2 separate regions of the Homo sapiens genome follow, and region 2 is linked to region 1. A link is a contact called in ENCODE Hi-C or POLR2A ChIA-PET data. All regions are on one chromosome and are shown on one strand. Each heading gives the region's core, a stretch centred on a gene start or an enhancer-like site at or near the end of the contact. The rest is flanking DNA. Distances are from core to core; before and after follow the strand shown.

Evidence for each region. A loop is a pair of places that touch in the nucleus more often than their neighbours do. ChIA-PET counts read pairs that join two places held with the same protein, here RNA polymerase II (POLR2A).
Region 2: a map of OCI-LY7 shows a loop between it and region 1 (5-fold over the local background). The contact joins the promoter of STK17A here to the enhancer-like site in region 1. A Hi-C loop is called at or near these places in 1 of 168 maps with a recorded cell type or tissue (OCI-LY7). POLR2A ChIA-PET finds 5 or more read pairs at or near these places in 1 of 52 experiments (GM10248).

What each region holds. Positions count from the first base shown.
Region 1 is chr7:39,967,113-39,973,666 of GRCh38, reverse strand. All of the region lies in intron 1 of CDK13 (cyclin dependent kinase 13), which reads right to left. Among named protein-coding and RNA genes, the nearest start is that of CDK13, 20 kb to the right of the region's middle. Within about 2 kb of position 1,611, at least 3 of the 41 ENCODE cell types and tissues checked have a DNase peak (open chromatin) inside an H3K27ac peak, as active enhancers do; they include OCI-LY7, where a contact is called at or near this core.
Region 2 is chr7:43,578,353-43,584,446 of GRCh38, reverse strand. It overlaps STK17A (serine/threonine kinase 17a), which reads right to left and starts at 1,339. Exons shown (of 7, transcript NM_004760.3): 1 at 998-1,339. The coding sequence starts at 1,203. RefSeq lists enhancers at 250-359, 490-539 and a silencer at 940-1,719.

The DNA.
Region 1 (6,554 bases), core at 362-2,861:
AAGCCTTCTTAGATTTGAGACCAAAAAACACAAGCAATAAATAATAAATTGGACTCCATCAAAATAAAATACTTTTGTGCTTTAAAAGACACCATCAACAAAGTGATAGAATGAAAGAAATTATTTGTAAATCATGTATCTGATAAAGGACTTACATCTAGAATAGACAGTATAAAAAACTCTTAAGATCCTATAATAAGACGACAGCCCAATTTAAAAATGGGCAAAGAAGGCCAGGCATGGTGTCTCATGCCCATAATCCCAGCATTTGGGGAGGCCAAGGTGGGAGGATTGCTTGAGCTTGAGTTTGAGACCAGACTGGGCAGCACGGCAAAACCTCATCTATACAAAAATACGAAAAAATTAGCCAGGTGTGGTGGCGTGTACCTGTGGTCCCAGCTGCTCAGGAGGCTAAGATAGGGAAATTGTTTGAGTCCTAGAGATGGAGGCTGCAGTGAGCCAAAATTGTGCCACTGCACTTTAGCCTGGGCAACAGAGTGAGACCCTGTCTCAAAAAAAAGAGGGGGTAGTGGGGGTGGACAAGAGATTCATGTAGACATTTCTCAAAAAAAGATTTTGGCCATTTCTCAAATGGTCAAAAACACATGAAAAGATGCTCAACTTTATTTGTCATTAGAGAAATGCAAATCTAAACCAAAATGTGATCCCACTGCAAATACCAAGATGGCTACAATCAAAAAGACAACTCTTGTTGAGGATGTGAAGAAACTGGAACCCTCATATGTTGCTGATATGAATATAAAAATGATGCAGCTACTTTAAAAAACAGCTTGACAGCTCTTTAAAATCTTAAACATAGAATTATCATATGACCCAGCAATTCTACTCCTAGATATATGCTCAAGAGAAAAACAAATGCTCATGCAAAAACTTGTACACAAATGTTCATAGCAGCATTAAAAAAATAGCCAAAAAGTTAACCCAAAGGTCCATGACTAATGATAAAATGTGGCATAACCATACAATGGGATATTTGGCCAATAAAAGGAATATTGATCCATATACTACAACACAGATAAACCTTGAAAACATTATGCTTTAGTGAAAGAATCCAGCCATAAAAGATCATACATTATATGATTCCACTGAAATGAAATATCCAGCATAGGTAAATCTACAAAGACAGAAAGAAATCACCAACCGTTGGTTGCCAAAACTGTGGAATGTGGGAATGGGGAGTGACTGCTAAATAGCCATGGAGTTTCTCTCTGGAGTGACTGAAATATTCTCAAATTAGTGGTTACACAAAGCTATGAAGAGACTAAAGACTAATAAATTATAGTTTAAAACAGTAACTGTACAGTATGTGAAATACATTTCAATAAACATGTTATTTTTAAAACTAGAAAAGATAACATAAAACTGAAATGTTTTGTGTTTATTCTAAAAATACACTTCCTTTATGGTTCTTATGCCATATTAAAAGTAACGACAACAACAACAAAAAGACACGTGGCTGACTTTTTGCAGATTTGCTCAAGCAAACATGTTCTAGTCCACTGAGCATAAATTCTGTGTTTGTCTTCATGTTTCCCTGAACCATGCCTTGATATGTATTTTTGAAGACAGAAAATGAAAAGCAGGTGAGAAGAGTAGAAGGGAGCTCAGTACTTGACATGCACAAAAGCACATACTTTGATTAGTCTCTCTGTAGCCATCAAGAATTTGTTCAAAGTGTATTACCAGACCTTATTAATATCAACAGAATTTTTCTAACCGTGTGGGGCTGGACCTTTTTTTGTTTTTTTTGTTTTTCATTTTTTGTCTTTTTGAGATGGAGTCTTGCTCTGTTGCCCAGGCAGTGGTGCAATCTCAGCTCATTGCAAGCTCCACCTCCCAGGTTCAAGTGATTCTTCTGCCTCAGCCTCCCAAGTAGCTGGGACTATAGGCGCCCGCCACCACGTCCGGCTAATTTTTGTATTTTTAGTAAAGACAGAGTTTCACCATATTGGCCAGGCTGGTCTCGAACTCCTGACCTCGTGATCTGCCTGCCTTGGCCTCCCAAAGTGCTGCGAGCCACCACACCCAGCCTGGACCTCTTTTTTTTTTTAATCCAAAGCAATTTATGCTGAAGGAATAGTTTGCTAGAAAATACAAAGTGTTTTTTTTGTTTTTTGTTTTGTTTTTTTGAGACCGAGTCTTACTCTGTTGCCCAGGCTGGAGTGTAGTGGCAAGATCTTGGCTCATGGCAACCTCCGCCTCCTGGGCTCAAGTGATTCTCCTACTTCAGCCTTCCGAGTAGCTGGGATTACAGGTGCACATCACCACACCCAGCTAGTTTTTGTACCCTTAGCAGAGATGGGGTTTTGTCATGTTGGCCAGGCTAGTCTTGAACTCCTGGCCTCAGTTGATCTGCTGCCCTAGCCTCCCAAACTGCTGGGATTACAGGCATGAGCCACCACACCCAGCCCTAGAAAATAAAATTATAAAACAAGACAGGCAATTTAATCTCACTTGCTAGGTACCTACTATCAAATGCTGTACTAGGTGCTTAAGAACCACAAATATTTAAAAAGTCACAGGACTTGAAATCCAATGGTTGAAGCAAAACCAAAATATTACAGAAATTTATCAGCTAGAAATGCAACAAGTCAAAATATTAAGGAAAAAATTTCAGTTTAGGATTCCACACCCAGTAAAACAATCTTTCAAAATGGAGACTTTATCAGACATAGAAAAAGCAGACCTACATAATAAAAAATGTTCAAAGCCATTCCTCCAGCCAGAGGAAAATGATACTACATGGAAAGTTGGATCTGTAAAAAGGAAAAGCATTTGAAAAGGTAAACATTTGAGTAAATATAAGTGCCTCTTCTCATTTTAAATTTTATGTCTGTATTTAACACACATACACCATGCAAACAGACATAAAACAGATGACAACAGGCCAGGCGCAGTGGCTCATGCCTGTAATCCCAGCACTTTGGGAGGCTGAAGTGGGTGGATCACTTGAGGTCAGGAGTTCAAGACCAGCCTGGCCAACAGGGTGAAATCCCAGCTCTACTAAAAATACAAAAATTAGCTGGGCGTGGTGGCACATGCCTGTAATCCCAGCTACTGGGGAGGCTGAGGCAAGAGAATTGCTTGAACCTGGGAGGCGGAGGTTGCAGTGAGCCAAGATCATGCCATTGCACTCCAGTCTAGACGAAGAAGTAAGACTCCGTCTCAAAAAAAAAAAAGATGACAACAGTACAAAAGACAAGATGAAAATGTAAGTATGCTATCATAATGTTAACATTATACATAAAAGTAGACTGAGAAACATGCACATTATAAGCCTAAGGAGAAAATATCTGTTACTGTGGGTTAGGCAAAAATTTTTTTGGACATAAAATGCATAAATCTGGCCGAACACAGTGGCTGGCTCACGCCTGTAATCCCAGCACTTTGGGAGGCAGAAGCAGGTTGAGGTCAGGAGTTTGAGACCAGCCTGGCCAACATGGTGAAACCCTGTCTCTACTAAAAATACAAAATTTAGCTGGGCGTGATGGCACATGCCTATAATCCCAGCCACTCAGGAGGCTGAGACACGAGAATCGCTTGAACCCAGGAGGCGGAGGTTGCAGTGAGCTGAGAACATGCCTGGGCGACAGAGTGAGACACGCTGTCTCAAAAAAAAAAAAAAAAAGCATAAATCACACAAATGCTAAACTGGTTTTTCATTAAAATTTAAAACGTTTGCTCTTGGAAATTACTGTTAGGGAAAGTGAGCCACAGACTGAGGAAAAAACGTTTGCAAAACATTTATTTGTATCTAGCATATACACAGAATTCTTACAACTTTAGTAAGACAACAACCCAATTCATGAAGAATGAACATTTTGAGACACTTAGCAAAAAATAGGAAGGGCAAATAAACATATGGAAGTATACTCAACATTACTTATCATTAGGGAATTGCAAATAAAACCACAATGAGATACCAATACACATCCACTAGAATGGCTAAAATCAAAGACTGACAAAAAAAAAAATAAGTCTTATTGAGGAGGTGAGGCATCTGGAATCCCATACTCTACTGACTGGAATGCAAATGGCAAAGACATTTTGAAAAACACCATGGGACTGTAGGAAGTCAAGCATTCGCTTCCCATACAACAACACAGCAAACCCTCTCCTAACTTATTCAAGAGAAACAAAAACAAAAGACCTGTACTCAAATGTTCAGTAGCTTTGCTCATAACAGCCAAAAACTGGAAATAACTCAAATGCCTACCAACTGGGTAAACTGGATGTAATAAGTACTCACAAAGTGATCTCAGTTCTAAAGGTATTTTTAAAAATCACTTCTGAACGAGATTAATGAAGACTTCATAGATAAAAATAACACCTGAGGCTAGGTGCCGTAGCTCATAACTGTAATCCCAGCACTTTGGGAGGCTGAGGCAGGTGGATCACCTGAGGTGAGGAGTTCGAGACCAGCTGGCCAACATGGTGAAACCCTGTCTCTACTAAAAATACAAAAACAACTAGCCAGGCGTGGTGGTGTGTGCCTGTAATCCCAACTACTTGGGAGGCTGAGACAGGGGAATCGCTTGAACCTGGGAGGTAGAGGTTGCAGTTAGCTGAGATCACACCACTGCACTCCAGCCACAGAGCGAGGCTCCATCTCAAAACAAACAAACAAACAAACAAACAAAAAAACCCACCTGAACTAAGGTTGAAAGAATGAGCAAGCCAGACTGGCAAACTGAAGGAAGGATACAAACTAAGATATAAGAAAATAGTAAACAGTCCAGTTTGTATTGTGATCAGGATATACGGTAAGAAGTAAGAGTAGTTTGGTTCAGTCTGTGTTGGGGGTCTTAAATGCCCCATTCAAGACTCTGATTCAGTGGAATACTCAAACCCTCAAAAGATCCCAAATGGCCAAAGCAATCCTGAGCAAAAAGAACAAGGCTGGAGGTATCCCACTACCTGACTTCAAAGTTTATTCCAAAGCTATGTTAATCCAAAGAGTATGGTACTGGCATACAAACAGAGACATTAACTGAAGGAACACAATAGAGAACCCAGAAATAAACCCATTTATAGTCAACTGATTTTTGGCAAAGTAGCCAAGAGCATACAGTAAGAAAAGGACAGCCTCTTCAATAAATGGTGATGGGAGTGAGGCACAGTGGTGCATGTCTGTAGTCCCAGCTACTGCAGAGGCTAGGCGGGAGGACTGCTTGAACCTAGGAGTTCCAAGACCAGCCTTGGCAACACAGCAAGACCCTGTGTCTTAAAAATAAACAGGGGTGGGAAAACTGGATATCCACATGGAGAATAATGAAAATAGACTCTCATCTCACACCTTATACAGTAGAAAGGAGAAGAAAAGCTCCATGACATTAGTTTGGGCAAAGGTTTCGTGGTTATAAACCCAAAAGTACAGGGAACAAAAACAAAAATAAACAAAGGGATGGAATCAAATTAAAAAGCCTCTGCAAAGCAAAGGAAACAATGAAGTAAAGTGACAACCTGTGGATAAGGAGAAAATACCTACAAACCACATATCTGATAACACATTAATATTCAAAATATATTAGCAACTCAAATCAACAGAAAGAAAATAACCCAATTTCAAAAACGGGCAAAGGACCTAAATAGACATTCCTCAAAAGAGGGAATACAGTTGGATTTGGTGATTAGTGCTTGAATCCCAGCTACTTGGGAGGCTGAAGTGGGTGAGGTGGGAAGACTCCTTGAGCCCAGGAGTTTGAGACCAGCCTGGGCAACATAGCAAGATCCCATCTCAATTTTTTTTTTTAAAAAGGACATACAAATGGCCAACAGATACATGAAAAAATGCTCATCATCATCAATAATCACCAAGGAAATGCAAACTAAAACCACTATGAGATACCACCTCCCACCTGTTAGAATGGCTAGCATCAAAAAAATGAAAGATAACAAGTGTTGGCAAGTGTATACAGAAAAGGAGACCCTTGTGCACTGCTGGTATGAATGTAAATTACTATAGCCATCATGGATAATGGTATGGAGGTTCCTCAAAAAAGTAAAAACAAGATTACCACATGATCCCACTTCTGGGTATATACCCAAAGGAACTGAAATCAGTATGCTTAGGAGATGTCTCCACTCCCATGTTCATTGCAGCATTATTCACAATAGCTCAGATATGGAAGCAACCTAGGTGTCCATTGTTAGATGAACGGATTTTTTTTTTTTTAATGTGGTTCAGGTTTGTTTTTTGTTTTATTTTGTTTTTGAGACAGGGTCTCACTCTGTTGCCCAGGCTGGAGTGCAGAGGCGTGGCGCGATCTCAGCTTACTGTAGCCTTTACCTCCAGGGCTCATGCAATTCTCCCAGTTCTGCCTCACAAGTATCTGGAACTACAGGTACATGCCACCATGCTGGGCTGATTTTTCTGTATTTGTAGAGAAGAGATTTCACCACGTTGCCAGGGCTAGTCTCAAACTCCTGAGCTCAAGCGATCTGCCCACCTCAGGCTCCCAAAGTACTGGGATTACAGGCGTGTGCCACTGCACTCGGCTTAGCTTTAAAAAGAAGTAAATTGTGGTTCTCCC
Region 2 (6,094 bases), core at 90-2,589, 3.6 Mb before region 1:
TTGACAAGCATGGCATCTTCAGGCCACCTCTGAGGTAGGTACTGTCATCATTATACGATTTTACGGATGAGGAAAGTGAGGCTGGAGAGTCTAACCCCTCCAAAGGCAAACACAGCAAGAAGGGCACGAATATGAACTCAGGTCTGCCCCCAAAGCCAGAGTATTTAACAACTTCTTCAAACTGTTCTCAAGGAAGAGTCGCCAAACCCCACAAAAATCACTCGATCACCCCTCTTCAGCATACAAAATGTAAAGCATCCGAACAGCCTGCACCTGCAACTTTACAGACCAAGTTGTAAGCTCTCTCTACTCCCACAAAAAAAGGGTGGGCTAGCGTGGGGTGGGGGGAGAAGGCAAGAATCGGTTCCCAGCAAAGTAAAAAGCGAGAAAAGGGCCAAGCGCCCACGAAAGAAACCAATCTAAACTCGAAGCAAAGGGACCTAAATGCTTTAGAACTAAAACGGCAGAAAACCAACCAAGAAAACGAAAATGAATTCAGCAGAAGACCGACACAAGGTAACAGAGCGCCGGTGCAAAGGAAGCGGTCACAACGGATGCTGTATTTTATTAAAACCACACAGGCAGACCAAGAAAGTCGCAAGAGTTGAAGGAAAAATGCAAAGTCGGCTCCACAGACCTCTGGTTTTCAGACCCGCTGCTCGGGGTGAAAGGCAGAGCGCGGCCCGCACCTTCTCTCGTTAAATAGCCATTCGAAACGCCACAGAGAACGAAAGGGCTGAGGAAAGTGTCCGCGCCTCCGGGACCGCCATCGAGTTACCACCACTCGCTTGCTGGGCGCGGCGCGTGGAGGGGGCGCTGGTGCGACTCGGCTGCCCTACTTGCCGTCGGCACCCAAGTTTGTGCCAAGTCACAACGCGCGTTATCGGCAGCAGCAACGCCACTTCAGCCTCGCCGCCGCGGCGCCGGCACTTATCGGCGCCCACGTCCCGCCCCGCGCGTCCGGGAAGGTTCCGCGCCGGGCCCCGCCCGTCCTCACCTGCCCAGCTCCCGGCCCGGGCACAGGCTGTAGCCGTCCTGGAAGGGCTCGGTGCGCACCACGGCGCGTATCTCTGTCAGCAGCCCGCGGGCCTGGGGCGGCGGCGGCGGCCGGCACGGCCCGCTCAGACCCCGGCCTGCCCGGCCCGAGCCTGAGGTGGCGCCTGGGGAGGAGCCGCCGCTGCCTGGCTTCTCCAAAGGGATCATGGTGTTCAGGCCCGCTTCTTTCCTGGCCGCCTGTTCACTCCGAGCAGCCGGAGGGTCACGGACCCGCCCCCGGCTCCTAGTGCCGGTCCGCGGAGCCTTCAAACACCCGCTCTCCCCAGCGCGGCGCTCGGACTGCGGCAGGCAGACTACCGGTAGCTCGGGCCCGCCCCGCGCCCCGCGACCGGCCCCGCCCCCGTGACCGCCCCGCGCCTGCCCTGCACCCTGCTTCTGGCCCCGGCCAACCCCTCCCCACGTCCGCCCCGCGCCCGACCCCGCCCCGGCCTCACTCCGTGGCCGCCCGCCCCCTCGCTGAGCTCCCGCGGGGTCCTGAGCGCCCGATGCCTCACGCGCGCCCTCTGCAGCTCAGGGGGAGAAGGTGCAGCTTTCGGGACGGCCCGGAGGCTGGAGGCGACTCACAGCACCACCCTTTGGCCAGGACAGCCTACTGCGTTAGCAGAGTTGCGCACCTGTTGAGCGTCTGAGAGTCACAAAAGCTGACCTTCGGTTAATAAAAGGCATTTGAGCTGTAAGCGGGACTTCACGTGGTGAGGAGGGGAGGGGTCTGGAGGCACTTCGGTTAATAAAAGGCATTTGAGCTGTAAGCAGGACTTCACGTGGTGGGGAGGGGTGATGAGATCCTGATCTCCGTACACTGGGAGAGGGGTCTGGAGGCAGAGTTGTATAAATATTATTAACCCTGCACACCGGCCCTATGAAATAGACACTATTATATTGTCTGTAGTCGTCTCTATATTTACTTTCGAGGTCCTCTCATCCGGTCTTACGACTTTAATTACCATCTATATGCTCATGACTACAGAATTTGTATCTCTAGCTTCCAAATATTCCCTGAACTTCAGACTGGTGTATTTGACTATGCATTTGGCATCTCCACTTACATGTCAAATTAGCATCTCAGACTTAACATACACAAAAGTAAGTTGCTGATTGGTCTTCATGAATGCACTCCTACCCAGCTTTCCCCGTCTCAGTTTTCTTCATCTCCTTCCTTCTAGCTGTTCAGGCCAAAAATCTTGGGATGAGCATTGATTCCTCTCTCATGCTCATCTCCAGTTTGTCAGTAAACCCTCTTGTCTTTTCCTTCAAACTAGATGCGGCGTTTGATCACTTCTCTCTATTTCCACCTTACCACCATGGCCTGAGCCATCGTTATCTCTTACCTGGATTATTGTGATAGTTTACTAACTGGACCACCTGCTTCCATCCTTCTTTCTCCCTAATGTCGCATAGTTCATTTTCAAGGCAATGAGAGTGATCTTTTAAAAATCGAAACCAAATCACACCACTGCTCTACTCAGACTGTCTCAGTGGAGTTTTGCTTCTGGCACTGATATACTAGTTTATTTGTGTTCAATATTCTCACTAAGAAAAAATAGAAAAGTTGACAAAAGTTAAAAATTTCCTCTCCCAGCAAGGACTTGGATGACTGAAATCCTGGAAAGATAGGCAGCTCAGAAAGCCACCACTTTTCCCATGAGGTATTTGATGATTTTAAAGCCATGGCTGAAAGAGTGAGAAAGTAAGCAGAGCTTTCAGTCATCTCATGGGGTTGGGGAGACAAAAAAAAAATTGGAGTTTAGGACCTATTTATGATGAGGGGCTGGTAAGCAACTAGGCTTTCAGCTGGGACTCCGAAGAGCTATACCCTAGGGGTGTGGATGAACGGGAAATAGACCCAAGGGCTGAAAACCAGCTTCAAATGGCAACAGTAAATATTCTCTCTGGGGAAAAAAAGCATCATTCAGAGCAACACATTACCCATATAATATTTTATACACCATGTCTGAAACTTAATTTAAACAAAGGACACAGAATTGTCTTAAAAACTAAGGGAAAAAGAAAACAGAAATAAACACACAGAAGATCCAGATATTAAAGTTTAAAGACAGATTTTAAAATAATTCTGTTAAATATCTTCAAGAAATTAAATTGCAAGATAAAGAGTTTTCAGCAGAGAACTGGAAACTCCAAAGAAGAATACAATGGAATTTTGGAATTGGAGAAAAAAACACACTAACTAAAACTACTACAGAATTATGGGCTTAATAACAGATGAGATACAACTTAAGCAAGAATTAGTGAAGCTAATAAGCAAAACAAAATATGAAAAATGACATACAAGAGATATGAAAGAACTTTCTATAAAAGAGATAAGGTCTCAGAAAGGAGACTATGACACATGTGATATGTGGTAAAACATTCTAACACACACGTAATTGGAATATCAGGAAGAGAGGTGAGAGAAAAAAGGAAAAGAAGCAGTATTTGAAAAGATAACGGCTGGAAATTTTTTAAAACTAATGAACAACAATTCTCAGAGTCAAGAAACATTATGAACATAGAGCAGGATTTCAAGCAAAGAAAACCATGTCTAGGCACATTGTAAACTACTGAGAAACAAAATCAAAAAGAAAAGGTTTAAAATCAGCAAAGAAAACAGAGATATAATCTGCAAATGAGCAACAATAAAATTAAAAGCTTATTCTCAAAGAACCAATGGAAGCCTAAACACCTTCAAATGTTTTCAAAGCGCTAGGAGAAATTACCTATCAACCTATATTATATACCCAGTAAAAATGATCTTCAAAATTGAAAATAAAATACAGCCAGTTTTATAACCAAGAAACACTAAGATCATCAGCTGATTTACATTAAAGGAAATTCCAAAAGGAGTTTTTCAGGCAGATGGAATATAATCCCAAATGAAATCATGGAGACATCTAAAGGAATGAAGAGCAATCAATCCTTTTATATATGGATAGATATAAATACATATATATATATGGATAGATATAAATAAACACAATTTATATAAAACAATAAAAATAACGTCATGTGAAGTTTAAATATATGTAGAATTAAAATATACACAATAGCAGCACAAAAAGTGAGATAGAGTAAATGAAAGTAAAGTGTTCTAAAGTCCTAGGATTGTATAGGAATTGATAAAAGTACTTGGCTTTAATACATCAATAATGAATATTATAATCTCTAGAATAACAGCAAAAGTAATAGAAAAAGAATGAATAACATGTAAAAAAGAGGGGAAATGAAAAAATAAAAAATAAAAGAAGCAAGAAAGGGAAAAAAGGAACACAGACAAGTAGAAACAAATAGATGATCACTTTGGGAAGCCAAGGAGGGTAGATCACCTGAGGTCAGGAGTTCGAGACCAGCCTGGTCAACATAGTGAAACCCCCATCTCTATTAAAATAAAACACAAAAAACGAGCTAGGCGTGGTGGTGGGCACCTGTAGTCCCAGCTACTCGGGAGGCTGAGGCAGGAGAATCACTTGAACCCAGGAGGCGGAGGCTGCAGTGAGCCGAGATTGTACCACTGCACTCCAGCCTGGGCAGCAGAGTGAAACTCTGTCTCAAAAAAAAAAAAAAAGGTAAATTTTTTAAAACAGGAGGGTTTTTTGGCAAGTACATTAAATATAAATGGAATCTATACTCCAGTTAAAAGGCAAATGCTATGGACAGAATTAAAAATAATATCAATTATATGTTGCTTGTAAGAGACACCTCAAATAAAAGGCTACAGAAAGATTGAAAGGATGGAAAGAATTATGCCATGTAAATACAGGCATATCTCATTTTATTGCAATTTGCTTTATTGCACTTTGCAGATATTACATTTTTTACGAACTGAAGGTTTGTGGCAACCTTGCATCAAGCAAGTCTACCAGTGCCATTTTTCCAACAGTATGTGCTGTCTTCATTTCTTTCTGTCACATTTTGGTAATTCTCACTATGTTTCAAACTTTATTATTACTATTATATCTGTTATGGTGGACCGTGATCTTTGATCTTTGATGTTATTATTGTAATTGCTTTTGGGTACCATGAATTGCACTCATGCAAAGTTAATTGATAAATGTGTGTGATCTAACTGCTCCACCAATCAGCCCCCCATTTCTCTTCCTCTCCTCAGGCCTCCCTATTCTCTGAAACACAACAATATTGAAATAGACCAATTAAAAACCCTAAAACAGCCTCTAAGTGTTCAAGTGAAAGGAAGATTCCCATGTCTTTTACTTGAAATAAAAGCTCAAAATGGTTAAGCTTAGTGAGGAAGGCATGTAGAAAGCCAAGATGGGCTGAAAGCTAGGCCTCTTGAGCCAGTTAGCCAAATTGTGAATACAAAGGAAAAGTTCTGGAAGGGAATTAAAAATACTACCCCAGTGAACATATTAAAAATACTACCCCAGTGAACATAGGAATGATAAAAATAGTGAAACAGCCTTCTTGCTGATATGGAGAAAGTTTGAGTGGTCTGGATAGAAGATCAAACCAGCCACAAGATTCCCTTAAGCCAAAGCCTAATCCAGAGCAAGGCTTTACCTCTCTTCAATTCTCTGAAGGCTGAGAGAGGTTAGGCAGCTGCCAAAGAAAAGTTTGAAGTTAGCAGAGGTTGATTCATGAGATTTAAGGAAAGAGACTATCTGCATAACATAAAAGTTCAAGGTGAAGTAGTAAGTGCTGATGTAGAAGCTGCAGGAATTTATTTAGAAGATCTAGCTCAAGTAATTGATGAAGAGAGCTATATGAAACAACAGGTTTTCAGTGTAGATTAAATGACTTTCTATTGGAAGAAGATGTCATCTAAGACTCAGAGTTAGAGAGTAAAAGTCCAGGCTTGGCTTCAAAGCTTCAAAGGACAGGCTGACTCCCTTGTTAGGGGCTAATGCAGCTCATGACTCTAAGGTGAAGCCGATGCTCTTTGACCACTCTAAAAATTCTAGGGCCTTTAAGAATTATGCCAAATCTACTCTGCCTATGCTCTAGAAATCGAAAAACAAAGGCTGGATGACAGCACATGTATTTACAACATAGTCTACTGAACATTTTAAGCCCAGTCTGGAGACCT